Regions from separate parts of the Homo sapiens genome. Here region 2 is linked to region 1. A link is a loop called in an ENCODE intact Hi-C map of the cell type or tissue named here. Cell type or tissue: ascending aorta. All regions are shown on one strand.

Region 1 (2,500 bases):
TTCTTATTTATTATTAATGTGTTTTTGTGTATGAATACATAACCACACACACAAAGCAAATCTGTTCTTCCCTCTCTTCTCCCCTTATGGTGTTACATAAGATGTATTGACTTCAGAGCGTAGTTTCTAAGCATTGTTACTTTATATCACAGCATTTGTGCTGCAGGATGTCATGGAGAAGAGGAAACACCACCCAGAGCTCTTCTGGGAAAGGGTTAGTGTGTTTTCAGGAGCACACAGAATGCTTTTATGATGTTAGGGGATCGTCTTTGTTTGGGAATTAGATACTTTTTTTATTTTTTATTTATTTATTTTTTGAGATGGAGTCTCGCTCTGTCACCCAGGCTGGAGTACAGTGGTGCTATCTCAGCTCACTGCAAGCTCCGCCTACCGGGTTCACACCATTCTCCTGCCTCAGCCTCCCAAGTAGCTGGAACTACACGCCCGGCAAATTTTTTTGTATTTTTTTAGTAGAGACGGGGTTTCACTGTGTTAGCCAGGATGATCTCCATTTCCTGACCTTGTGATCCACCCACCTCAGCCTCCCAAAGTACTGGGATTACAGGTGTGAACCACCGCACCCGGCCAGAATTAGGTATGTTTTAGGGAGACGTATATAGAGGTGCATGGTGTCGGGCTGACAGGCGGTGGACCCAGGTGGCGAGTCTCACGTCCACCTCGCTGGGCTGTGGTGTCCGGCATCCTGGGACGCTGCTGTGAAGGTATTTTGTAGATTGCTCAACACCCACAATCAGTTGCCTTTCCGTAAAGGAGATCACCCCTGAGCAGTTGGGTGAGCCTTATCACATCATGAAGGCTTTAAGAGGAAAACTGAAGAGGAACATCCACCTGAACCTTGAGTTTCTGGCCTGCCCCAGAGCCTTCCCTCCTGGATGTCTGAGGCTCCTCCAGGAAGGGGCATGGGTGAGGCTGAGCACCTGCAGCTCCTCGGGCAGCGGACATGCTGGGCCACTCTCGCGTACCCTGCGGTGACTCACACTCAGGCAGCGGACATGCTGGGCCACTCTCGCGTGCCCTGCGGTGACTCACACTCGCTGCTGTTCCCAGCATCCCTGTCCAACTGGGTGGTGCATATTTGCTCTCTGGCATTTCCCCCATATTAGCCTGTGGTGGCTAATGGGGGGGAAAACACATTAATCCTTTGTCATCTGCAAGGCTAGGGTGAGTCCAGTCCTCCTGGAGGCTGTGGGAGTGTGGAGGTTCAGGAACAGAGGGATGCAGGGACAGCATGGTGGCCCATGCAAGCCCTCGAGGTGTGCCTTGGCCACAGCTCTAAACGGCAGAGCTGCTGAGCGAGGCACACAGGTCACCAGGCAGGTTGTGAGGAGCCACCAGTGAGGCTGCAGAGACCCGAATTCTCCCTGGAAGGGTGTCAGATTCTCCAGACCCTGCTGTGATTCTTCTGTGTTTATAGAAGTAGCAAGAAGAAACGTTAGCCTATCTTAAATAAATCCTTAGATTCTGACACAATGGAATCTACATTAGCAACACTTGGATGGTAAAGAGCCTGGAAGTAATGTTGTGGTATTTGGCTCCCTTGAGTGAGCTGGGAGTGAAGAAATGAGTGACTGAATGACTGAATGAATGAATGAACTCATCAGGGGTCTGCCGTGCTGAGCATGGTGCTGGGCATGGTCACTCTCAGGAGATCCTATCTGTGGTCAGGGAAGCTGAGGCTAGAGGAATCATCTGGGTCTGCCTCTGCGTCCCTGTTCCCCCTGTTTCTTGCGGGTCACCCAGTAAGTCCCCACTGAGCTGCGTCCATGGGACTGCAGGCATCTGAGCCCTCACACTGCCCTGAGAGCAGACAATCCACGGCCAGGGAGGCCGGAACCCAGCTGCAAGCCTGAGTGACTGGGAACAGGCGGCCTGAACTCCAGGCTGCCTGCCTGTAACACGGGAGGGCACTGGGTAAGTTCCCGAGAACTGGGACCAGTCTCCTCCCGGACAAGGGGGCAGATTGGACCCAACCACTTAATGCTGGAATGGGAGTTGCCCCATGTCCTGTGGGAGGTGCCTAGACAGGCAGCAGCCCCCAATGCACCTGTATCCCCTCCTTTTCTGGACACCCCTGCAGAAGGGGAGCAGGTGCTGAGGGGCTCAGGAGGCCCTCATATGTCTGTGTTAAACCGTTTTTCATCCCCCAGAGAGCCCCGGTGTCTGAAGGCCTCCGCGTACCGGGGCTGTGGTTAAGCTGGGACCAGCAGGAAACTCACAAGCTGAGGCGCCAATGCACGAAGGAGGAGGTGCGGGAGCCAGGGACCCCCAGTTGCAGCACACACCTTCTCAGCAGAAGCACCCGGCAAGGAAGGAGTGGGTTGGCATCCTACTCAGGGCAGTGGAGCCAAGAGCAGCCCCAGACCGCGTCCCGCCCTGGAAACAATTCCTTTCGCTCAAACCCTGCCAGTCTCTAAGCTAAGGGCGTGACTAGGACGGGACGGCTTTTGTTTTACTCAGCTGATTATTTTTGCATTTAATT
Region 2 (2,500 bases), 85 kb before region 1:
CCCAGCTAATTTTTGTATTTTTAGTAGAGATAGGGTTTCACCATGTTGGCCGGGATGGTCTCATCTCTTGACCCAGTGATCCATCTGCCTCGGCCTCCCAAAGTGCTTGGTCAAGGTGTGAGCCACCGCCCTTGACCAATAATAAGTTATTAATTGATGCACGGAATGTCAGGTTGTCAGCCACCCTGAGGGTTCCCTTCTCCATCGCTGCTGTGAAGAGCCGTGGGTGGTTTGCAGGAGGGAACAGCCATGTGCAGGTGACAGCATCGGCTCCACTGCACAGGCTGCCCAGGGCGCTCAGAAAGGACAGGCCCGCGGTGCTAGTAGCAGACGGTGACTGTGCTTAGGAGGCCGGAGCCATGTCTGCCACAGAGAAAGCTGAGTATGAACATGGACCCTGATGGGAGGTATCACCTCCAGCAGTGGCCCTAATGCTAAATCTGAGTCTCCTTCAGACGTAAGAAATACAGTTTTGTTGGAACATACCCACGCCCATGTGTTTAATGATTGGGGCTTTGCACCCAGCACAGCAGCAGCTGACGAGTAACAGGCCACGTGTCCCTAACGGCTAAATTATTTCCAATCTTTTCCCGGTTATAGACAGATCTGACCTTCACAGAATATCTGTTACTATCCCCTACCATTTACCCCGCTGTAAAACAAGTTCACTGACTCCTGGTCTCCACGGCAACTCCAGGAATTCCACATTGGCCTGTCTTGGGTCCTCAGCTATGGAGGCCGCCCCTGGCCAGCAGTCATTGAGTGGAAGTCAAGTTGAACACATGAGTTAAGGAATGAAAGAGTAGAACACATTTTTATGTGGGAAACGGCCTGTTTCCCTTGCACTGGAAGCAATAATATACTTCCAGAAGGTTCTGTCTGGCCCCAGGCAATGCTGCTGACCCCAGCAGGCGTAGGGCAGGGTGCTCCTCCACGTTGAGCCAAGATAAGCACAGAGCCTGACTTCTGAGCCTGCCAGGAAGGCCCGTCTGGCCCCCTCTGAGGGTCGGCTGTCCTCTGGCACCTCCCCACCCCTCCATGCTCCTCCCAGAGCTCCCAGCACAGAAGGTGCAGGGGCTGCCCAGGGAGTGTGTTTGGAAGACACCCGGCCAGGCAGCCAGAAGGAGGGAGCCCTGTCTGCTTCGGCACCTCCAGAGCCAACTCCGGTGCCTGGGCCAGTGCCAGGGTCACCATATGAGGCCAGCCCCAGGGTCACCATCTGAGGCCAGCCCCAGCCGTCCTCTCCTCACGGACTGTTGGCCCAGTTTCCACCATCTGCTGCCATCACGGCATGCACTTTCCCACTCCTGAAGTAAAGAGCTGGCACTGAACGCCCATCCCAAGTCTGCGGAGTGAAGGAATGTGGGGCCTCGGTGAACACAGGTCCACCCACTGAGGAGCCTCGCCTGGGAGCAGGTGGTCACACAAAGAGCCTGGGCTGGGCGCAGTGGCTCATGCTTTTAATCCCAGCACTTTGGGAGGCCGAGGCTGGCAGATCACCTGAGGTCAGGAGTTCGAGACCAGTCTGGCCGACATATAGTGAAACCCCGTCTGTACTAAAAAATGCAAAAATTAGCTGGGTGTGGTGGTGCATGCCTGTAGTCCCAGCTACTTGGGAAGCTGAGGCAGGAGAATCGCTTGAACCTGGGAGGCAGAGGTTGCAGTGAGCCAAGATCGCGCCATTGCACTCCAGCCATGGTGACAGAGTGAGACTCCATCTCTCAAAACAAAACAAAACAAACAAATAAACAAAAACCAAAAAAGCAAATCAGAGGCCGGCAGGGAGAGGGAGACCACCTGGATAGTGCCGGCAGTGTGCTCAGCACCCGGTAGCTACCCCGGGCACTGCACAGAGGCGAGACTTCACCAAAGAGGCCCCCGAGGACCCTAGGTTCACTGCCAAGGTGCCAGCCCAGCACAGGGACCATCTGTCTCCAGGCCCTGGCCATCCCTCACCACCAACCTGGCTTTGCTGCTGATAGGTGGGCCTGGGGCTCTGCTCTGCCAGCTGGGACTCAGGTTCAAAGCGGAAAATGACCGGCACTCCCAGGTTGCCTGTGCGGGCCTCGCATGTACTCAGCAAGTCTCTCAGTGACAGGGCCGACACTTGGTCTCCATCTGCCACCAGGAGCCTCGAGCTTTGGCCTGGGGCAGCGAATTCTGCCACACCCTTATTTATTTTTAAACCCCTCTTTGAACTGGACTTTCAGGAACATTCAGGACGGGACTTAGACATCTCTGTTGTTTAATTACTTGATTTTGTTTGATTTTATTCACAAAATAATTAGCCTACTAAGGATCTAATTATTGCTAAGGCATGCATTACGGAGATCAGCCCCAGGCAGCTGCGGGAGATGAGCAAACACGTTGCCTCTGGCCTCAGTCTCCGGCTGCAATAACATTTTGAAATCAGTTATTTTCTTTTAATAAAGCAGCCTCTGGTTCGCCCATGTCTGCAGTGGGCCAGGCATTGTTTGTGCTTTGCTACATTTTCAGGGCT

The links. Peaks named below come from ENCODE experiments on the same cell type or tissue, not always from the same donor. Only the 100,000 strongest peaks of a DNase experiment are listed, where the experiment ranks them.
Region 2: a loop joins it to region 1, with 4 times the contacts of the local background. A loop is called at or near these places in 1 of 110 quality-filtered maps.

The regions. Positions count from the first base shown.
Region 1 is chr22:49,098,653-49,101,152 of GRCh38, forward strand. No RefSeq gene overlaps it. Among named protein-coding and RNA genes, the nearest start is that of NHIP, 48 kb to the left of the region's middle. RefSeq lists an enhancer at 528-1,525. In ascending aorta, no CTCF peak of the experiment used is centred here; DNase peaks (open chromatin) are centred at 611 and 1,029; H3K4me3 peaks cover 501 bases; H3K27ac peaks cover 1,164 bases.
Region 2 is chr22:49,013,687-49,016,186 of GRCh38, forward strand. No RefSeq gene overlaps it. Among named protein-coding and RNA genes, the nearest start is that of NHIP, 37 kb to the right of the region's middle. RefSeq lists an enhancer at 1,560-2,451. In ascending aorta, no CTCF peak of the experiment used is centred here; a DNase peak (open chromatin) is centred at 1,257; H3K27ac peaks cover 2,500 bases.